2 separate regions of the Homo sapiens genome follow, and region 2 is linked to region 1. A link is a loop called in an ENCODE intact Hi-C map of the cell type or tissue named here. Cell type or tissue: adrenal gland. All regions are shown on one strand. Each heading gives the region's core, and the rest is flanking DNA. Links, peaks and the distances in the headings are about the cores only.

Region 1 (12,453 bases), core at 6,139-8,638:
ACAGCAGAGCAGAGTAGCTACATGAAGAAACTAGGATATACTGTAAGCAAAGGAATAAAGGGATATCAATGCTGAGTACAGCTAATAACGTCCGTTGAGTCAGAAAGAGAATTGTGACAGAATTATCCAATCTCCTTTACTTTATCTTTTATAAACAATAACAAAACTAGTATATTTTATATTCTGATTAGAAGCAAATTACAATAGTTTCAGGTAATCCTTTACCTCAAAATTATGATACTAAACAATAATCAATATGAATGAAATTCTAATACAAGGAAGAAAAACTGCCTGACATGAAATAACTATCAATCATCTTCCCTATATATTCTAGAAATCTTATTTTTAATATAAAAATTAAGTTTAGTATTTTTGGCAAGATTAGATCTCTACTATGAATTGAAAGTCTTCGGTATCTCTCTGGAGGTGGGTGTTAGAATCAACAGGAGCAGTATTTTCATGTTCTTCACTTTTCTTTTCAAAATAATGAGCTACGGAAAATGCTATTGCCTTTTTGTGCTTTCATAAGAAGTAAAAATCAAAGGATTCTATGATGGACAGAAAATTTGAATCCTAAGGAAAATAATAAAATCTTCTCTCTTTATTCACTCTTTCCCTATATATGAATTGTTTAGCTTAGCATTTATGGTCTTAGTAAACAAATAGCAAAATATAAACAAGTGTCCCAAGTATCTGCTCTGTTCTGAAGTTTTCTTATGCAAGACATCACCAGACCTGGTAAACCAAGGTTTTACAAGTCTTACCAATTTCTGTGCACTTCCTTTTAAACTTTTCAATTCTTATAAATGTCATATTTCTTATGAAAATTAATGTCTTCCTCCTGAAAGAGCTGCAAATAAAGAATGCATGTACCTATGCTATTATGTTGTATCGCCTACATTTAATAAAACACAAGTGGAAACTTTCACCATATTTTCAAAAGTTTTATCAGTTTTTTTTTTCCCATTACAATGTTAAAGAGAAATGCACCAATAAACCCCAGGCAACGTAAATAAAACGTTCCCCATATGATCTTAAAAGAAATCACAGAAATATCCAAGGCTATACACTCAGCTAGATCTAAAATATTTTCGTTAACCTAAAGACAGTTGTGAAAGTCTCGAGATGGGAGAACTCCAATTAACCTAGTTCATTACCAATAAGGCTTTAATTCAGTCAGGTACTAAAATAGTTGTTTTTTCTGATTAATTATTTCAGGCTGACCAGTTATAGGCCAGGGCTACGTACATCAATGTCACTCACTTGGTTAGAAATGACATCAGTGGAAATTACTTTCCCCATGAACAGTTCTGATATCTGAGCCCCTGACTACAGCCAGTTATTACAAAAGTATAATAAATCTTGAAAATCAAGGGCCTGCCTCTTCTAATACAAAATAATAAATACTTTTCTTAAAATCCCAGAGTTCTGCTTAAAATATGAAATAACAAATACATCCACAACTTAGAATATCTATACAAGATCAAAATTCATCTATGTTGAGCCACTAAAACTTGTGAAGGAGTGAAAACAGGGCATGAAATAGAGGTATTAAGCTAGAAAGAAAAAGACTACGTGGCTAACAAAATCAACTATTGATGTATGTTATACTATTTGGGTTTAGCTGTTTAGCTGTTAACCATCACAAGTTATTTTTACATGGAAATTTCTAACTTACTCTACTTTGAAATGCCAAATTACTAAAAAATTTTAAAAGCCTCTTTTTGAAATCTAGAATAATGACCCAAATACAGTAAAGTCATAACTTTTTTTCTTTGTTTGAGGCACTATTTCTAAAAGTGTAATCCTAAGACCACCTGTGATGATCAATATGCTGATGTTCAGACTGTTCCCAAGACCTAATAAACCAGAATCTCTGGAAATAAGGCCTAGGACCCTAAATTTTAAACAAATAATGCAGGTATTAATATTTCTGCATTGGTTTGAGCTATTGTATTTGCCAGTGGATAAATTTTAAGTAAACAGGGCTAGCTAAACATAAAAATTAGCTCTAATGATATCATAAAATTAATTCACATATTATTCAAATTAAGTGAGTCTCTATTTTTGCTTACATATTTTATTATGATTTCTTAGGATGCATTATCTTATGAAATAATGAAATCACATCTAATTTAATATGGCTGTCTTTTTGCCTTAGCTGTCAGTATTCTATGATCTCAAATCACTGTTTGGTTGAATCAAATTCAACTGCAATAATTAAACAGTACCACTAATTTTTTTGGTCTATAAAACAAGAAATTAATCATGTTTTTTTACCTTTGTTAACCTGTTTCTATTGTGTTTAATCTGAAAAGCTTTTTCAATAAATTAATGGAAGTAAATGAGGTATCCATAAGCAAGAAAGTGATCTTAGAGTAGTGATAGAATGATTCAAGCAATGGGAATATTATTTTAACTTCTTTTATCAGAAGCCAATAAGTAGCTAGTGGAAAAAGAAATTTCACAAAATAAATTTGGAACCTAATTCTCAGACTACGAATTTATGCTCACACTATTTCTCCAAGCTCCACTATAGAATTATGTCACTTATCTACTAGGTTAGTGCAAAAGTAATTGCAATGTTTGCCATTTGAAACCTAATATTACATTTTTCCAGGTACTGTTAAAGAACAAACCACTTACCACACCCTATTCCCACCATATTAAAACAGCATAGGCTCACAAAGGAAAAAAATGAAATCAGTTTCAAAGTCAGAGCTGAGCTTCTACTTATAATTCCTTTACATGTATTATAAAGTAAAATATTTTATAGGTATTATACGATATAAAAGATGAAGAATAAAACATTGTTTGGTTACCAGACAAAAAAATAAATCCTATAAAGCAAGTTCAGATTTTAAAACAAATCAGATGGTGTTTCTGAATATGTAAAATAAATTTCTTTAAAAGATTTGGAGGCATAAAAGCTAGATTTAATTGCAGATTTAAAAGATGGTTTAATATCAGAAAATTTATTATATTAAATGCAAGAAAAATAATTGTTAAATTAAATATTCATTTGAGATAAAAAGTTTTCTGTATTACTCAGGCTTCTCCAGAGAAACATGATGGATGGATGGATGGATGGATGGATGGATGGATGGATGGATGGATACAGAGGGAGAGAGAGAGAAGACAGACAGAGACTGATAGATATACACACACATATATTTACTGTAAGGTATAGGCTCAAGTGATCATGGAAGTAAAGTCCCATAATTTTCCAACTGAAAGCTGGAGCCTCAGGAAAGACAGTGATGTAGTCTGAAGACCTGAGAACCAGAGAGCCAATGGTATAGATTCCAGTATGAGTCTGAAGGCCTGAGAACCAGGGGAACCGAGGGCAAGAGATGAGTGCTACAGTTCAACGGTTAGGCAGAGAATGAACTCAGCTTTCCTCCATCTTTTTGTTCTATTCAGGCCCTCAATAGATTGGATGATGTCCACCCACATTGGAAAGGGCCATTTGCTTACTGAGTTCACCATTTTAAACGCTAATCTCTTCGAGAAACACCTTCACAGAAACAACCTAAAATAATGTTTAACCAGATATCTGAGCATCCTGTTGCCTAGTCAAGTTGACACATAAAATTAACCACCACACCTTCACAAACAAGGAGTAAAGGAAGCATCTCTACCCAAATACAGAGTAATGTAGAGTATCTCTTAAGAGCTTACAGCATATATCACAAACTAAAATTTTAGTCACATTACCATTAACATAAAAACAAAAAGATATATATCTATTCCGCTGCTTCTCTCATACTGCTCTAGAGATAATAGTCAATATCACAAGACTACTTGAAAAATTTTAAAAATATGTATTAGAAAGCATTACCCATATCTGTACGTTATGACTGCCAAAATAGAAAATTTTAATGGATTCTGTAGCAAATTATTAGAAGATTTCAAAAGTAGCTTGTTTTAAGACTAGCAAACAAAAACTACAGACTTCCTATAGACAAGTAACAAGCATTTCAATACTGAAACAGAGAGAGAGAGAGCAAGAGAGAGAGAGATAACGTGAGCCTATACACACTAGCAACAATAAAAACATACGGTACACAGGGGAAAATGTGTATAATCACATTACGGGGAAAATTATAAAACCTTAGCTCTATGTAATGAAAAGTAATTCCATGTTCACATGTGGGAAAAAAATATAAATACAGCAAATTTGTGGCAATTAATAGATCAATTTGAAGTCATTCCATAGAGTTTTTCATAGAAGTTGATAGTGTAATCTTGAAATTCATATATAAGGCCAAAGAGCCAAGAATAACAATGATAACTATGAAAAGATAGTACAAGGTAGAAAAACGTCTCCTGCCAGATACTGAAACTATCATTATTAGAATAGCATAGCATTAGGCCAAAGACACGCAGCTAGACTAAAACGACAGAACAAAGAGCAGAGAAACAGATCCATGCCAGCATGGACATGAAATATCAAAGAGATGGCATCACAGTCAGCAGGGGGATGATGGGGGAAAAGTAAATCCCTACCCAAGACTAATTACAAAGTAAATGGGGATTTACTTTTTTCTTGTCTTCCCCCACCGATGTATAATGCCACCACTAATTCCTGATTATAATGCCACCTCAATTTCTGACAGGTAAGACCTAACTGTGAAAAGCAAGATGTGTAGATATATTAGAGGTATAATGCCGCCTCTAATTCCTGATCTGTAATCCTACCTCAATTCCTGATTGATTAGACCTAATGTGAAAAGTAAAATATAGAAAAATATATCTTTATAACACAAGAGTAAGAAAATTCCTAAACAAGAAAAATACCTATGCCTAACAAAACAAAAAAACTCTGCCACATAGAAATTAAAATTTTTGTACAAAAAAAACACATGAGCAAAATTAAGATAAGCCACAGACGAGATATTTTCAAGACTTATGACAAACAGATGATTATTATCCAGAATATAAAAGGACACCTACACATCAACAGTATTTTTTTTTTAAAGCTTAATGACCAAAAAGAAAAATGAGTAGGATAGAAACAAACATTTCACAGAGGGAAAATAGTCAATATGCATATGAAAAGATGTTCAGCCTCAGTAGTAATCAGGGAGATGTGCAATAAAACTTCAAGGAGATGATATTTGGATATATTAAAATTTACAATCGAACAATACCAAGTTTTATGAGGTGAGCTGAAAATGAAACATTCTTATATAAGAACGTCAGTGAGTAAGGAATGTATAAGTGTATAAAATAGCAAAACTACTTTTGAAAATAAGCTGACAATATTTAGTAAATTAAAGAAATGTATACCAAAGACCTGGCAATTCCACTTCTAGTTATATGCCCTAAAAAATCTGTTGTCCATGTGGATAGGGAAGTATACATAACAATGTCCTGATATCGGTACATATAGCAAGAATTGAAAAGAACCTACACAGCCATCAATAGTACAACAGATACATGAATTATGGCATACTCACTAAAAAATACTACACATTGTATACCTACATCAGAGTTACATATATAAATATGAATGATCTCAAAAGCAACATTGAAGAAAAAAACTGTTGCAAAATGACATAGAATGATACCAAATTTTATACACTATTAAAACATGAAAAACACTATATATATTTATCAATACAAATATATGTATCAAAATATAAAAATATGCATTATGGAAAAATGATCAGTAAATTCAGAATGATAATTAACTCTTGGTAGTGATGGACACAGCCTCACGACAAGGTATACAGTAAGTTTTAATTATTTTTGTAATATTTTTTCTTTAAGAAAGGCAGAGCTAGAAAAATGTTAAAATACGATAAAACTGGATGCTGCAAACATGGATATATGTTATTATTCTCTATCATTTGCAGTGTTTTAAAAATATTTTCTAACAAATTAAGAAAAATTATTTTTTAAAGTCTAATTAAGCACAATGAACTCTAGGAAGTGTTCAATCCTCTTGGCCAGAAAGGAATACCACAAAGAAATAAAATAATGTTTAATTAATTGTTATAATATGCAACCATCTTTGCTATTGTAAACTCTTCAAAACCCTTTTTCATTAATTCACACCACGTATGTCAGCCTTTTGTATTACTAATCCTAGCATATGATTATAGATTAGTCAGTCTACTTTGTAACATGCTTAATTACCCAGCAAATCTCCATTCTCTGTATTGTTTTGCCTTATATTGGCTATAGGGTATATTTAACTGTTTCCTGCAGTTCTTCTTGCAGCTGAAAATTTCATACCTGGGTTGGCTGATATTTATTAAGTTTAAAAGAAAGTAACCTTCATGGTTACAACAGAATTGTGAGCAGTATCAGGCCTTCGCTGAGACCATAGCTCCTATGTGTAGCTTCCATTTCTTCAGTTACACAATATTTTTATCTAAGTCAACAGCCTGTGCAGGCATCTTATGATATGAAATGATAAGAGAAACCAGCTACATAGACTAGGGAAAAAATATGGAATGCCTTTTAAATTGTTACAAGAAAAGAAAGAACACTATACACAAGAGGAAACTGAATATAGAAAACAGAGCATCTCAATTCTGTTCTGCCACTCACTGTGTGGCCTTAGACCTTAGGCAACCCACTTCCCCCTCTCTCAACCTGGGTTTACTCGTGGAGATAATGACACTGCCCTGCAAATCTCACAGGACTGGTGTGATGGCCAAAAGAGATGATGCATGAGGAAGTGCTTTGTGAACTGAAATGCATTTCAGAACCACAAGTGAGAATGTCATTATTCTGACCCTTTCAGAACTAAAGAGTATACTGGTAAAATGAATATACTAAAATTCTTTGAAACAAATAGATTAAGGAAAATTAACTTAATGGCCTCAGCAAATGATGGTTTGTACATGTGTGAGTCTATCTGTCACAGGAAAATTTCCATGAAAATATAAACACCTGCTAATGACATTTTAGAGAGGAACCCTGTTAAAAGTAGAAGTATCTAAGGAAGTTGAAGAAAGGTGTTTTAAATACCATCTTCCAAAATTACTCAAGTAGTAAACTAAATGATGATTGCAATTTGTGTGCAAAGACTAAGGTAGATACTTGGTGACAGAGGGTGACAAGATGCAGAATACTGTGTGTTGCTGTTTTCTTTAAAGCAGTGGCTCTTAAAGTGAACTCAATGGACTCCTGAGATCCATGAGAACCTTTCAGGAGTTCATGAGGGCAAAATTATTTTCATAATGATATTAAAATGTTATTTACCCTTTTTGATATGTTAATATTTTCACAGATGATATGAAAGCACTGGTGGGAGAACTGCTAGCAGCTTAGCATAAATCAAAGCCTTGGCACCAAACTTTACTGAGTCATTGTACTCTTCACTGCCATGCACTGTCATTAAAGCAAGCAAAGTCTGTTTTATTTAAGAATGTCTTCGATGAAGGAGTAAAAATCTTAGTTCCATTATATCTCAAATTAAATGTGTTTTATTATTCTGTGTGGTGAAATGGCAAATACACATAAAGCACTCACTGCAACTAGAGTACAATGGTTGTTTAAGGAACAGCACTCCTGGTTGTTTCCGTTGCAAGCTGAACTAGCCACTTTTTTCCACCAAACACTTTTTACTTAAAGGGACAACTGACAGATAAGCTATTATTATTTAGACTTGGATTTTTGGCAGACATTTTCACAAAAATGGACAAAGTTAATCTGTCACTTCAAGGAAAACAACTGACAGTATTCATTACCAATGATAACATTAAAGCTTTCAAGCAAAAAGTAGAAGTTTGAAAAACTTACATCTGTCACTGTGACAGTTATAAGAAAGCCTTATATTGCCACTGTAAGAGCTTACTAATATCATGACTTTTCTGATGCAGCAGTAGTAATATTAATAAATGGGATTTGTTTATGCTGTATAATAAAATGCATAAACATTTGGAAGATATATAACCCAATGAATCTATATTTTCCAAATGACCAATACATGCATGGGTAAAAGATTTATTCAAGGTGCAAGATAAACCAATGGATTTTGGAGTGAGAAAATACAAAAAGTTCATTGATATGGCATCAGATTCCACACTGTAAATAGTCTATAGGAAAGTACTACTTATTGAGTTTTGGTATAATATCAATATAATATCAAAGAAGAATGTCACAATTATCCATCAAAAGTGCTATAAAATACTCATCCCTTTTCCAGTCAAAATGGTGAGATAGAGCCAAAAAAAAAAAAAAAAAAGAATGGGTGGTTAAGTGGAGTGATGGAGTGCAAAGTAAATTATCCAATTCCATCACATGGTTCCTTAAGAAGACTTGTGCACATTACAATACATATTCTGACTTGCATGTTGTTTCAGTGTGATTTTGCTTCCAAAAGATAAGACTTGTTAAGTGTTCTTATGCCCTCAGGCTACTATAGTCACTTTATATATCCCCCTAACTGGGGATAAGCATCTCCCCTCCTGTACCCCTTTATCATCCTTAGGCAGTGGCTGGTAGGGATGGAAGTATGAACATCTACCTCATTTAATTTGGGTTTGAACAGACAAATAATTCATACTCCAGAGCTCTCATGAAGGTTTAGACTAAAGCTATCCTTGAAAAGACTTTGCCTAAAATCATACCTCTTCTTCCCCATTCCCTTTTTTTCCCATTCTGTCACTCCCTAATTGATTACTCCTTTTTTTGTTTTGTTTTGTTTTCTGAGACAGGGTCTTGCTCTGTTACCGAGGCTGAAGTATGGCACAATCACGGCTCACTGCAGTCTCGACCTCCCAGATTCAACCAATCCTCCTTTCTCAGCCTCCTCGGTAGCTTGGACTACAGCCATGTGCCACCATGCCCAGCTACATTTTATTTTACTATTTTATTTTTTTATTTTACAGACAAGGTCTCACTATGTTGCCCACGCTGGTCTTGAACTTCTGGCTCAAGCGATCCTCCTGCCTCAGCCTCCCAAAGTACCAGGATTACAGATGTGAGCCACCATGCCTGGCTGTTTCTCACTTTCTTAATAAATTACTTGCAAACAAATCCTCATCTCAATGTCTGCTTCTGGGGAATTAAACCTCTGAGAGCTAGCAACAGGTCATTCTACTGCTTGATCATTGCGCTCTTTGATTTTCTGCTAAATGATGATCAATTCAACTACCACAGTAATGGGGGAGACAATGTAAAATTTCTCTTTATAGCAACATAATTATAGCTAATTGTGAAGTGAAATAAGAAATAAATTTTAACTCTGGCAACAATAACAACAAAAACAAAGTGTTGATTATGATCTTTGATTCATTTCCCCAAAAAGGGCATTATCAGGTACAGTATCTTTGAGTCTACAATAATTGTAACATGCTTTTTGGTAAACTGACTAGAAGGAAATGGAAGTAATATAGCAATAATACGAAGGGACAGAATGGAGAGAGCTACATAGAAAATACATGAGCAAATTTATTGTTCAAGATAATAATCAGTGGAGAAGACAAGACTGGAAATGCCAGTAAAAAGGGGAAGTGATTGGTGGATTCATATCCCTGATGAAATAGGAGGAAACAAGATAAAGAAAGAAGGCAATGGATAAGAGAAAGAATGAAAACAAATAAATTGCTCAGGTGAATAAGAAGGGGTGGGTTGAAGCTGCGTAAGGGGCTTTCAATGGTTCCAGATATCATTCTCTGGCATTGGTAGCACAGAATGCTGCACTTGCCACACACCACCACCTGGTTTCACCTTGCAAACAGCCATACAGTGCTCCATTTACACCCACACACATTTCTCACACTATTCTGCATTCTTCCATTACCACTACTTTTTTATCTCCTTCTCCATTTTCTATATTTCATTTGCTACCCGAAGTATTACTTTAAGAGATTCCCAAACTTCTTCTTCCAATCAATACATGTTCCCAGAAATCAATAAGGAAAGATGGAAGTAGAATATATTATAGGATATCTCCCTGTTTTCTTTTAAGCTTCGACTATAAGGATTAGTTATTTTTACAGCACCCAAGAGAAAACACTAGTCACAGGAAGCAGTTCCATATGAAACCAGATCTATCTAAAACTGCCTTTGCCAGTCCCAAAGGACAATGTTGAAAAGGAATCCCAAGAAATAAATGTGTCTACAAAATTCAGAGCCTATAAAGACAAAAACTGAGGAGAAACACTTAATAAAGCTACTCCCATACTCTGCATAAGCCAGAAATAAACCACTCCTAATATGGCAACCACACAATAAACATCTAATGCTCAGAATGTTTGTCAAAAGTATGTTGGTCAAATGTACTATCTTTCAACATTTAACATTTTATCAATAAAGAATTCCTAGAAACAGAATTCTGGCATCTACAAAAAATATATATATCACATAGTAACCCATTTTAAAGTTAATCCAGAGTGGTATTTATAACATTTTGAGTAAATCAATACCTTGGAATGATATTTCAAAAACCACTTCTACTATTAATCTGTTGTCTCATTAGTTGTATTTGTTACAGAACCTAATATGACAAGTTTTGATTTCGACAGCATGTAGTGATTTCAGAACCGATTCCATTGAAACCTAGCCATAGGCCACAGAAATCTATCAGAAATAATGTCAGGATTGACTTCAGATGGGCCAACCAAGAATTCCCTCATTAAGAGATTATCTGCTGTTGAAATACGTTTATGTTCATGTTTAAAACAAACATTTCTGAAACACAAAATAATTCTACTCCTCTATATTCAAGAAAAGGTACTAACCACAAGACAATAGCATATAAATAAAAGCCACAAACCTGAAAGGCTGTCAAGGTGGGGACAGGAGCACTTGGAACACAGGCTGGAATACAACATGTGTCTGGCTCAAGTACTTAACTTGATAAAGTCAAGTCTATTTCTATCAATTTGTATTAGGAGATGAATAGGTTCTCATTAAAAAAAAATGAGACTCAAAAAGAAAAACTTTTATTAAAAAAAATCAAAGGTGTCAAATCTGGAAATACCTCCCAAAAGCCAGGAAACACTGAGTTCTAAGCACAAGAACCAAGACAGCTTCCTGATGGTCCTTGAGACCAGATGGCCAAGACCAGTACAGACCCACAGGTCCCATCTCTCAAGTGTGTGTTAGAAGTGCAAGAAGACTGGGGAACTAGTCTGCAGAAGTATCCATTCCGAGAAACTGACCATACATAAAGTTTGGTGAGTTTTGTATGAAATTTCCTCTATTGGGCAATGGCAGCATTTATGCCTCTGAAACTTTGTCAAAAATGCATAAATATTCTATAGTTATTTGCAGAAGAACTACATTTAAATATAGCATATCCTATGGCTATCCATCTTCTTGGAGTTAACAAAGGGTCCCCACCATCTTAGGTGAAAGGTATTTTACAATGTTATAAAAAAAAATTAATGGATATATGTAAAAACAAAGGTAAAATAATTTATACCTTTCAAAAATGACCAAGAAGTAACAGTTAAACATGGTGCAAAGAGGTAATTCAATAAACACTAGCAATGCGTGTGTGTGTGTGTGTGTGTGTGTGTGTGTGTGTGTGTGTATCAGCCCGAAACCTCAGAATTGCTAGTTTTTTTAACCACTTACTATTAATGTCATACTCAACCCGGATTTTACATACCAACAATTTACCAACACACTAACAGTTTACAAAACATCCAGTTCTACGCGGTTGCCTTTATTACAAAGTAACTTCTTTCCACACTGATGACAGATATAATCAAATAGAAACACAAATTAATTCTTAATATTTTTATAATACTTTTTTAAAACTACTGATTTAATAACCCTCAATTTCCCTTTGAAAGGAAATACCGAGAGTATTTAATGTATCCTGACCATGAAACAGAAACTTAGGATAGTAAGTGATACGTATGTATCCATTGATACAATCTGTATCATGATACATGATAAAAGTATGTGAAATGATTTTATCAGTTTCAGGTATGCAAATCACAATCAGGTGATCAAGGTAATTGCTTTTCCTTAGGGTTGAAATTATCCCTGGTTTCTGATAGGAAAAGTACTGTGGAATGTGCTAAAGTGGTTCCAAAGGTTGCCACACCAACTCACCCTACTCACATTCCCACCGTCTCCTTCCATCTTTCTAGGGTTGATTGTGTGGTTTAAGTGATTGTGTGGTTTAAGTGCTTAACTTACCATTGGGAGAAACCTCAACAATGGATAAAATTAGATTTAGTGAAGAATTTCCAGGACATTTGACTAAAAGAGAAAAGGAATTATCGTATATATTAAAATAATTCATATCATTAGTACACACCACACTTTTCCATTTCAGAGGCAAATGTTTGATAAAGTTCAATTAGAATCATTTTTTCACTTAGTTGGAAAATGATTCTAAACTCTGCCCAAATATGTGGGAATGTTACATTGGAGAAATGCTCAGAAAAAAGCCCAAGTGTAAAGAACGGAAGATTATGTAAGCTTTGGTAAAAATCTCTGTGTTACATTTTCTCAGCTCTTAAATGTAATTCC
Region 2 (12,453 bases), core at 6,563-9,062, 110 kb before region 1:
TGGATAGTTCTTTGTATACTTATATTAAAGCCATTTCTGTTCATTAAAAACTCAATATAAGCATGTTGAAGAAGGGGCAATGGAACATGAAGCAATGAATAAAAAGATTCTGTGCATGTATAACAAGCATTCTGTATTTTACTTTATCTGAATAGAATTTTAGAATCTACATGCTTTAATTGGGGCACTAGTAAAGTAATAATCTCAAATATGAAATACAATAGATGCGTTTCATGCTCTGATTAAATGTCAAGGCCACAGATTTGTTATTTCAGATCTAGTGAGTAATAATTTTGTTGGCTAATAATGAACTCCCAAAGATTTATTTGCAACATTTGGCTGTTGCAACATTTCAAAGCTCTTGGTCAAGCTGTAGTATTTCCAATTCTGCAGATAATATTATAGACTCTAGCATGCAAAGCTTAAACTTTTAAGTAAATTTTACTAGTTTCATGTGTGCTGCATAGATTTAGAGTTCTGCTGAAATTTTGCACCAAAAATATTTCCCAGTCTCAACTTACAGCAGATATTGTCTTGATTTGCATCAACTTTTTCTTAACCGAGTATATATGGCTTTCTTTACAATACTGTTTTTGTTTTTATTGTTGTTGTTGTTGTTTTCTCCTAAAGTACAGTGTCTTCTGTAAGTGTCACTTTCTAGTGCAGATTCTTAACCCCAGTCTGGGTTTGGAGACAAAAACCTCACAGATTGTTGATGTATTCCATTTGATCACTATCAGCTGGCAACAAGCATGGTCTGGCCTGCAGCCACATCAAACCAATTTTCTAGAGGACTTTTCTCAGTACTTAACACTCAATTATATTAATGTTTATTATTGCTCTTTTTGTTGTTGATACAGCTTTTTACATTAATTCTGAAAGTCTGTGGCACTTTCAATCATTAAGAATACATTTTAACCTAAATTACATGGTTTTCTATGTTCTCCAAATACAAATGTCACAAATTTTAAGAAACTAATCTGTATATATTATACCCCCACTACACTGTGCTATTACTAGAGATATAATATATAAAAATCAATTGAAAACTATATCTCAAGTAAAAAAGATATACGAACAAAACATACATATCTCCATTAGTTTCCTCACAACAGATTTATTCGAGATATAATGAGAGTAGACATTGGCTTAGAAGAAATTTATGATTCTTTTTAAACAATCACAGATTTAATTATACCCTTCTAAAGTGGGTATTGTTACACTTTTGTAATCTCCTGAATTTAAAAAAAACATATTTATTTCTGTTTGCCAAGCTTACATCATCACTCAATAGTTCATGCATACAAACCACATGAGTCAATTCAGCATTCACCAACAAAACAAAGGTCACAAATGAGTACCTCGTACAGCAAATTTTTTTAAATGTATAATAAGATGGAAATTTATAATTAAAAGCAACTGATATTCATTCATTCATTCAGTAGATATTTATTGAACAACAATAGCAGGCAATATTCTAGCTAGGCATTGGAGATCCATAGCTCTGAATAAAACGGAAACAACTTTAATAAAGCTAACATTCTAGTGGAGATGATGGGAAGTAAGCAATAAACAAAAAGCAAATAATTTCTAGCAGTCTTAAATGATCTATAAAGAAAACAACATGGTGAGAATAAGAATGACTTTAGGGGATATTTTAAGTAAGGTGGTCCGTAAATAAGGTATTATCAAGAAGAATTAAAGACCAAATTAAAGAACAAACATCTAGAATGTGTAAAACATTTTCAGTACAATTTAACATGTTCATTGCCAGCTACATGATAAACCATTAACTTTCCTTCCATAATTAAGTTTTTTTTTTCAAGTCAGGTTTCCAAGGTATGACGGAGGCACATCTCATACAAGAGCAAGAAAACCCAATCATCATGCTTACGAACTACAAAAGCATCTTAATTAAGTTTTAAAAGAAAGTATCATTTAATTTCACTGTGCAAAGAAGACAAGTCAGCACACAAGTATAGGCTTACTCAGTGAGTAAGACATAGGTCTAGACATGAAGGTGTTTCATTAACAACTAGTAAGGGGGCAATCAAGTACATATATATCTGCGACACAAAGCTTTATTACACAGAGCTCACAGGAAGAGACCTGAAAATGGAGTCAAGGACCTGGAATAGAGTTCAGGAGCCATCACTGATAATGCCCCTTCAACTTTCACCACCTCATGAAATCTCTCTGAGTTATCACCTGTAAAGTGGGTATAACTGCACATGCTGACAGGATTATTAGGGGAATCAGATAAGGTCATATATGAAAATTGAACTGAATTTGTACATTGTAGCACAATATGACTGTGACTACTATCGCTGTTTTCATTGTTTGTTGCTATTGTTATATGATGGAAAACTGAAGTTAATGGAAAGGGCCCTTAAAAAGTCTTCAGGGGCTGGGCGCGGTGGCTCATGCCTGTAATTCCAGCACTTTGGGAGGCCAAGGTGGGCGGATCACAAGGTCAGGAGTTCAAGACCGGCCTGATCAATATGGTGAAACACTGTGTCTATTAAAATTACAAAAGTTAGCCAGGCATGATGGATGAACACCTGTAGTCCAAGCTACTCAGGAGGCTGAGGCAGGAGAATCGCTTGAACCCAGGAGGTGGAGGTTGCAGTAAGCTGAGATCACGCCACTGCACTCCAGCCTAGGCAACACAGTGAGACTCTGTCTCAAAAAATAAAGTCTTTAGGATCTGAACTATACTAAAATATGCAAAGATAAGTAAAGCATCAAAGATCCTATCTGTTCATGGATATTAGACATGAAGACATCATTAGGGAAAATGATATTCTTTTTCAAATCTTTGTTTCTCCACACAATTGATAGGAATCAGTCATTAAAGAAAACCTCAAAACTAATATTTTTCAAGTCCATATTCATTATTATGACAAAGTTTAATTATGCTTCTCATATATTTAGAATAGCTTTTATTCACTGAAATAATATCTTATCTTCCAAGAAAACATAAACAATACCAGGAATGATCACAAATATAGATTATATCTTACTAACCAGTGTCATGAATTAGAATTAACAGAAATCATGAAAAAGTTTTATTCGTTTTTCAGTTTGGATGTTGAGCTCCAAGCCCAAAATGGTTTAGCATAAACTTTACTACATAACTGTCTTGAAGAATATATATAAAAACATAAGTATAAATATCAAACATATAAGTATAGAATACAAATAACTTAAAGTTCAAAGAATGTTTCTACATATATGAAATTAATGTTGAGTAATTCTTGACTGAGCAATGTGAACTATTTCTGCAGTAGACATTACTGATATTAATTTAATACCAGTTATTTAATTATAAATTTCCTTCACAAAATAATTTTGTCTTGGCATATTGGAACAGTAAAGTTAGGTGAATGTCCCAGATCAAATTTAAGGGATTCCAGATCTTAAATCATGTGACTGTGAAGGGAAAATTTCTTCTCCTAACTCAGATCCAATAATCTAACACTATTCATTTTATCCATAAAAATGTATTAAATCCTAACCTGTGAAGCTGCTATAACATAATATAAAACCATTTGCTTTTCTGAGCCTAAACTGATAGTCTGAAACATAATCCTAAATTATCTGGAAAGAGTTTATCTACTAAGAAATTTTCCCAAACAGGTGATTTGTCACTTAGCTTTCACCTAATCCACATATGAGATGAATACCAGGCTTCTAAGAGTGAAATGAATGCAAATTTATAACCCTGTTTTGAAAGAACTCTTTTTCTCCATTAAGATTTAGAACTCCCTTTGGTGCTCTAGTCATGTACAACCTTGCAAAAAGACGCTTATGTGGGCATATCGCCCATGCTCTTCATGGGTAGCAGTTGTAAAAAAAAAAAAAAAAAAAAAAAGTTAATGTTAGCAAGGGCCTACATTGCCCATTAACAAAAATTAAAATTTGGTAGGCATCACAAATTACACTGCTTTCCATCCCCCCCCAAAAAAAAATGGCCCGTTAGTATTTTTACTTCCCCCGCCCTTAATTTTAGCCCTCTCTATTCAACACATAAGGCAAAATGTATTTCATTTACTATGCCACTCTTTTGGGGGATCTCATATTTCCCAAATGTTCATAACCTGATATAGACTAGTCCTTAAATGGTATAGTAGTCAAATATTATAAACACATTAAAGTAGAATTCACCATAAAGCTCTTACGAACAGAAATAATGTGAATCAACTAATGTCCCCCCCTGCGTCAATAGTAATTTTAAATGAATTCAAGGGGGTTGTAGGCAACCAAATTTTGCAAAGTCATCTACATAAAGTAGTCCTACATAATTAGCTTCAAGTAAAGAGTTATTGTGAGGCTTCTATAAAGTTAAGTGACTGAACTCCATCCTGGGCGACAAAAGGAGACCTTGTCTCTGAAAAAGAAAAAATACATGCCTTTAAGTTAAGTTAGGTGACAGGAAAAAGGAAATGCAAAACTTTATTTATATATTTTATTTATATATATATATATAGTTTGTTTTTTTTTTTTTTTTTTTTTTTGAGATGGAGTCTTGCTCTGTCTCCCAGGCTGGAGTGCAGTGGTGCGATCTCGGCTCACTGCAACCTCTGCCTCCTGGGTTCCGGTGATTCTCCTGTCTCAGCCTCCCGAGTAGCTGGGTTTACAGGCGCATGCCACCACACCCGGCTAATTTTTGTATTTTTAGTAGAGACGGAGTATTTTTAGCAGAGACTGGGTTTCGCCATGTTGGCTGGTCTTGAACTCCTGACCTCAGGTATATCCGCCTGACTTCGCCTCCCAAAGTGCTGGGATTACAGGCATGAGCCACCACTCCTGGCCCTGAAAATGAAAAACTTTAACCTGCATATAGTGCCTTTAATTTCCACACAGGAACTAAATGACAAAGCTTCACTGACCTAGCATACATCAAGAACTTTAACTCTGTCTGTCACTTCGTACTTCAGAGTGCCACCAAGTCATCTCATATTAACCATTTAACACGAGTGTTAGGGAAAGAGCTCATGTCCTGTACAGTAATGAATTTCCACTCACAAAAAGATGCACAAACATGCACACAGCCATAAATATGGCCTCCATGTCTTGGTTGAAACTCAAAGCCATAATTCAGGAAGTTTTTTCAAAGCTTACAGTGGAATGTATGTTGTTCTATTTTTAAAACTTTTTTGTATCCTCTGGACACAAATATAGCAATGTTGTTTAAAGCAGATTGTCAGGAATTTAAGCAGGAAACAAACCACAGAGCATGAGGGAAATCTGACACACTTTTGAAAAGAAAATAGACAAACAATCCCATGCTTATTATAGGGAACTAAAAATACAGCCCACATCGCTATTATCGTCTTCCTTAGGTATAGTAACAGAAAAGCACCATCCAACTCTGAACTCATGGCAGGCATCAGCTAACCCCAGCACACCCGAAAATGTGGTGCTATAATTTAGTCTCTTGTTTATTGCATTTGAAAAAATTCTTTCAAACTGAAGGAGCTAATTTTATTTCCTTTCTTTCAACGTATGTTTTATCTTCTCAATTCTTAGTAAAAACGTAAAACACTGATATTAGTGTTGTTTTATTTAATAGCAATGAGAACCATATTTTATTATATGCAGAACAGAAAGTGAACTACCCAGAAACCTTCTACTCTGAGTTCCTTCAGAGTAATGTTCCCCTCCAAAATATAATTTTAAGATTTCTGTAATAATATTGTAACTAAAATGTTCTTCATTCTCTATCTATACTAGGTCATTGGACTCTTGTCCACAGGCTTCCTTACCTTCTTTACAAACCAGTGACTTTCTATTCTGTCAAACTGAGTTAATCAAGGAATACAAATGAGTTGAAAACCTTTTTGCTGCCATCCTTTTACAGCATATCTATGCTTCAAAACCATCCCTCCTGAGATTGATAAAAGCATTTACTTATGGCAATCAATATAGAATAGTCTTTTTTTTTTGTATACATGTCTATCATGTCCTCCCATGTATAAGGCCCTAGAGAGTAGTGCTTGCAAGATCAGAAAGCATAAGGCAGCATACTTGTGCCTGTTCATAAAATCAACTCAAGCTGCAATCACTTCATTTATTTTTTTCTTTTAACTATACCAGGGAGATGGACAGTCTTCATGTGACATAAAGAATGGAGACTTCAAAGACAGGATATTTGGCTATCTTCCAATAAAAAAATGACTTAAAAATTGTTTAAATTATCTGGATAATTACCCCAAATGTTTTCATCTGAAATGCAGGATAATTGAAAGAGGGTCTACATGAGACACACATTTCCCAAACCATTGTACTGCAAGGCACAATGTAAGTCTGTCTCCTGTCATTCAAGCAGGGGAATTTCCAAATCTAGTTGGAAATTCCTTTGAAGATAAAAGGATGACATCATTTACCAGTCATACTACCACACTAACTTCTCAAATAAACTGGAACTAAATCATAAGAATGAGCTTTTAGAGACCAAAACTTACGAGAGAATAAGGAAAGCATATTTGGGCAGACTTTTCCTCTCAATTTATGTGAAATGTGTAAAATACAAATTAAGGCCTAATTAAATCCCTCTAAATATCTATTGATAGAAATAAAGAGTGGACAAAATGGGAAATTTTAATGCATAAATTTAGTCAGTCACATTCAAAATTTTCTGAACAGAACTGAAGTCTCTCAACATACACATACACATAAATCTACACACACACACACACACACACACACACATTTTTGCCAGGAAAACAATGATTTCTCTTACAAGTGTATATAAATTACTCCTGACATACAAATGTTTAAAATTCTTCAAATTTTTCATGAATTTGTACAGCTCCTAAGGATCTTTTTATAGACTACTTCTGATGTAAATGAAATTAGCACCTTGTCTATCTCTATGCCACTGTTTGACAGACACATAAAACGTGAATAAGCATGAAAAACTAAAAATATCATAAAATCTCTGAGTAAATCCTATCGGTATCCATCCAAGTACATTGTATTAAGTTTGCACAAAGAAATATATTGGCTGGGCACAGTGACCCACACCTGTAATCCCAGCACTTTGTGAGTTCAAGGAGGGCAGATCATTAGGTCAGGAGTTTGAGACCAGCCTGGCCAACATGGTGAAACCCCATCTGTACTAAAAATACAAACATTCGCTGGGTGTGGTGGCAGGTGCCTGTAATCCCAGCCACTTGGGAGGCTGAGGCAGGAGAATTGTTTGAACCCAGGAGGTGGAGGGTGCAGTGAGTGAGCCGAGATCGCACCACTGCCCTCTAGCCTGGGCAACAGGCGAGACTCCATCTCAAAAAAAAAAAAAAAGAAAGAAAGAAAAAAAAAGAAATACATTGAAACCATTTTGAGAATATTTAAGGGTTACTACAAAAATTATATAATAATAGAATTTGAAGGTGATTTTTATTTTAGAAATGAAGTCACTAAAGGTCACGAGGTCTCCTCCTAACTCCCGGGTCTGCATACTTACACAATAGCCTACTGTTAAAGTGCTGGTAATTTTACAGACAGGCATCACCCAAATAGAGATCTCTAGTTTAATTATAACCTGAAGCAAATTTTCCATCACTATGGAAAACAAGATGATTATACTTCAATCTAAGATGAGTGAATATTAAGGATAATGAATAAATGAGTGTTTTTCCCAGAGAGACCTACATTTGGGACCATATAAATGCTAAATAACAAGGTAAATAAAAGAGAGGTTAAAAAGGCAAATCAGGCAATCAAACTCCATTGGCTCTCAAACAATATTGAATAATGTACTGTTATGACATATTGTAAATTAGAATTCCCCAGTATATGGTGTGATGCTTATAGGAAAAAATATAAGCATCAAGAGACAAGTTATGACTTAAAATTATCATTTGTTTTACTAATCATGTACAAAAGTCAACTTCACAAATAATGCTATTAATGAAGTGCTCAGTTGAGCAAAATCAATAATTAAATATAACTACAAATCAGAATTTTCATAAAAAATGACAGTATCATGACAAGCTGGTAATTTATGAGTATACAGAAATGACTACCCCAATATGAAATGTGCCTGTGATTAAGATTTCATCCCCCCCTCTGTAAAAGAAAATTATAAAGAGAGATTTCTGTACTGTAAACTACCCTTTCTAAATTATAGCTGTACTATAACTAGATTCCACAAATTGGACGTATTAGGGTGAGACATTTGCAATTATTTTTTATTTTTATTATTTATTTTTATATATTTATATATATTTCTTAGACAGACTCACACTCTGTCGCTCAGGCTAGAGTGCAGCTGGCACCATCTGGGCTCACTGCAGCCACCGCCTCCCAGGTTCCAGCGATTCTCGTGCCTCAGCCTCCCGAGTAGCTGGGACTAGAGATGTGCACCACCAACTCTAGCACACCTGGCTAATTTTTGTATTTTTACTAGAGACTGGGTTTCACTATGTTGACCAGGCTGGTCTCAAACTCCTGGCCTTAGGTGATCCACCCAACTCAGCCTCCCAAAGGGCTGGGATTACAGGCATGAGCCACCACATCCGGCCGGAATTATTGTTTAAAGAAAACTATCCCCATGTAGCACAAGCCTCAATTCTAAAAACAAGAGAAGAAAAAAGATAAAACATCCAAGATTCTCTCAAATCTGCCCAAAGCATATCTTGAGACTCAGGAGAGAGAATTGTGCTATTTAAGTTACTACTGGTTTCTCTGAGAGAACTTTATTACAAGGCCTATATTGTCATCTAAAGGACTCATCTGAGCCCTATATCCAGAGGAATGGAAACAGCACATGATTTGTTTATGATCTGCATTAATGCTTGCTGGGTAAAAATAAAAGTTCTTAAACATGACAAGGACATAAAATAAAATTGCCCCTCCTTTTAAAAAAATCTATAGTTATTTCTATAATGATAATAAGAGGATTTTTGCCAGTTTGAAAATCTCAAAATATCAGATTTGAGAATCTGAAAATATCAGAATCCACTCTAAAACCACTCTAAAAGACAGCATCCATTAAATATATGGGTATACATGACATACATTTTACTATATAAATTTTGAACAATAACAAAAATAATTTTTCTCTAATAAACAAATTTCTTTATAATGGCAATCCCACACAAAATCTCTACAATTTCACAGGACATTAACAATCAACTTGAAAACAAGAGTAAAAATTTAGTGCATATTTTGTGAGAAACTAAGATTCAGAGAGCGATGTGATTACTCTCACATAGCAAAACTAGGCCTAGAAAACAGTTTTTATTTTATTCCTTCCACAATACTCAACTGCCTTATAATTTCATCTGAGTGAAACTTTATTATCAAAGGAAGAGAAACACCCAACAATAATAACAAAAAAGGCAGTGCACCTATACAGTTGGAGGAAACACCTTTCTGAGAAGATACCAAGGTGTGTGGTGCTGTTTTAAAAATAAACATTTGAGAGAAAGTAGAACTTAGTGGTTAAGACTGAGCTTTAGAGGCAAAATGAAGGAATTTGAATTCACATCTGAATTTAGATGAAGTGCTCTAATCGAGGCAATTTACTTCCTACTGGTTAGTCTGCCTTAATTTAATGATTAAAGTAACTCTCTAGTTTGTTTACTACTGTGTAGATAAAAAGATAAAATAGAAATAATGGCAGGTAACTAATTTGATAGTCTTTAAAAGCCCCATAATGACTAAAATTCACTGATCCTAAATTTGTTAATGGCATGGGACTAGAGTATTGAATATAAACTTGTAATCAATTAAAAAACACAAAGGTTAAAATCAGATAAGTGAGTTTACACACATTCAATTGTTAGACACCTTTGGAAAAAATCTTTGATGTTCACAGAATAGTATCATGTAAGTTTGGGATGTGAAAGAATCTTACAACTCATGCAACCAAATTTCTAAATTATAGAGATCAATAATCTGAGGTACAAGAAAGTGAGGTATCCTGTCCCCAGTTACAAAATCATCCAGTAAACCTGGCCCATGTTTCTTAATGCAAAACAAATTTTCTTTCGGTGTATCAATTTCTCATTGACATCAGTTTTTAAGGATAGCATTCATTAAGCTATTCTAAATAATTACCATTATCCATTTCCTGAGAGTTGTCATATAAATTCAAATAATTTGTTTTGAAAAACTGGAAAAGAAATATTTCCCAAGGAAAATAGAACAGTCTTTTACAAGGATGCATTTAGTATAATTCAACAATACCTCTGGGATATGGAACCTTCAATTAGAACTAAAGAAAGATCAAGTCTTACAACAAGGGAATATGAAGTTAGATAGTGGGAGAATAGAATTTAAGTTCTTTATACAAATGAACTTAGCCAGCAATTTGCTATAGAAGAAAAGGAAAAACTGGGTTTTAATGTACCCATGGCAATTTTTTTCTTCACCAATTTTTCAACTTAAGTATCAAAATGTTTCTTTTCCTCACACTCTGTAGTCTTTATAATACACATAATAAAGTGCAAAGAAGAAGGCACACTTTGTTCTTAAGCTTTAGCATTGCAAAAACTCATCTAAAAGACAGTGGATTTTAAATCTTCTTACTCACATGTCCTCACTATACCCCAGCTGATTTTTCATAAGTATCACAAAAGACCACAGAACATTCATGTTGCTCCTTTTGGAGGAACAGAATTAAGCATTCTCTCCTTTGTGCATCCACAGAGCATTGCACACATTTTTATTGTAAATCAAATCTACTGTGCATCATTGTCCTCAGCTATTTACTCCTTTGATAACTGAAAACTTGGTGAGCAGATATTTTATCTTATTTATTGCTGACTTTCCAGTGTCTATGATAATGCCTGCCAAAAAGTAGGTGTTGGATCAATATTTCATAAATGATGAAAAACAGATAAAGAAGCTAAAGAATAAAGATCTCTTTACTAAGGAAAAGTAGCTTTATCCATAAAAGCTTCTACATATAATTATACCAAGAAACAATCTGTATTTTCACATAAAGAAATCTCAAATTATAAGTGTCCACAGGAATTGGATATATAAGATATGAGAATTCTTACAATTGTTTGATTTTAACGGCCTAAACTAGGTTTTAATCCCACCCCACCATTTATTTGTTGTGTGGTATCAGGCAGATGGGTCTCAATAACCTTACATTAAAAAGTGGAGATTAATGTACCTCACCAACCTATCTCACAAGTTCATTAATATTAAATTAATAATGAATAAGAAAAGGCTTTGAAAACTATAAAGCACTAAGAAGATACTATTATTACTTACTTATTATCCTGCAAATAGCCCATACTAAATAGCATATTAATGAAATATCATAATCATTTCCACAGACTTAAGAAAAAGTCAATATTATGCTAAAGAAACGATAAATTTCTATATTCTCTATTGTGTTTCCCATACTATTGCTTCCTACAGACCAGGAGAAACAACATTTGAATATGCTCACCACTATAAACACTCTCATTTGCAAAAGCTTTCAGAAGAAATCTAATTCAAAATGTGGTTGTTTCTAGCATATGGCTATGTAAATGATGAAATAAGAAAACATTTTCTAATTAAACACAAATATAAATTTTAAGACACCCACCAGGATAATTTCAAAAAGTGGCATTATATTAAGACTCCCCCAGAAAGAATGCCTCATCTTTAATATTTCCAAACCTCTAGTTAACTTAAAGAAGGATATAGGTACCTCTCTGCTCTGCTGGAGAAAGCAGACCTAACGAATTAATTGACAGAAGTAATGGTTTCTCCATTCTCAGCTAAGTGATTTATGGAAACATACAGAAATGCAATTGGACTTTGTACCTAGGTTTTTCCTTCATTCTGGACATACAGGGGCAATAGATTTCTATTTTCATTTTATTCGGAGGGGTATATGCTCCCAAATGAGCATGCATACGGAATTGTAACCATCTGTTTACTTCTGTTTCCCCTCCAGACTGAAATTTTACTAAAGAAATCAACCATATCTAAGTCATCTGTTTTCCCTCTAGCTATTAACCCAGTAATTGGCATGTAGAAAGTGCTCAATAAATGTTGACTGGATAAATTGAAGAATAAAGCACAGATATAATAGATTAACTTTTCTCTTAAAGTCTAACATTCCTTTGTATTAGCCTGAATTTTAATCTCTGGATTTTAGTAATATATGTAACACAAATTTGATGTTAGTAAATACTTATACACATTAAAACAGATTTACTGAAATTAGAAATTAAGCAGATAGAATTACTTAAGTAACATGTAAAAGGATGCATACAGGATTCTACTAATACAATTCATTTATCAGTTCATTCAAAACATTTCTTGAGCACATACTACATTATAATGATAATGCCCAGAAGATAGGATGCAAAGCCAGGCAGGCCTCACGCTCTCAAGGAGGTTAGTGCCTGGTGAAGGAAAGGATCAAGGAAATGCCTGACAGAAACAAGTGCTGGAGCCATGGGACCACTGTGAAGGGGCAGCTAAGTACATGTG

What was found. Peaks named below come from ENCODE experiments on the same cell type or tissue, not always from the same donor. Only the 100,000 strongest peaks of a DNase experiment are listed, where the experiment ranks them.
Region 2: a loop joins it to region 1, with 2.9 times the contacts of the local background. A loop is called at or near these places in 2 of 110 quality-filtered maps.

What each region holds. Positions count from the first base shown.
Region 1 is chr7:111,217,507-111,229,959 of GRCh38, forward strand. The region is part of intron 3 of IMMP2L (inner mitochondrial membrane peptidase subunit 2); the gene reads right to left. LOC124901725 (a long non-coding RNA gene) reads right to left here. Exons shown (of 2, transcript XR_007060477.1): 1 at 1-12,453. Among named protein-coding and RNA genes, the nearest start is that of LRRN3, 130 kb to the left of the region's middle. In adrenal gland, for the core only: no CTCF peak of the experiment used is centred there; no DNase peak of the experiment used is centred there; H3K4me3 peaks cover 788 bases.
Region 2 is chr7:111,107,449-111,119,901 of GRCh38, forward strand. The region is part of intron 3 of IMMP2L (inner mitochondrial membrane peptidase subunit 2); the gene reads right to left. All of the region lies in intron 2 of LRRN3 (leucine rich repeat neuronal 3), which reads left to right. It also overlaps the pseudogene LOC124901853. Among named protein-coding and RNA genes, the nearest start is that of LRRN3, 23 kb to the left of the region's middle. In adrenal gland, for the core only: no CTCF peak of the experiment used is centred there; no DNase peak of the experiment used is centred there; H3K27ac peaks cover 212 bases.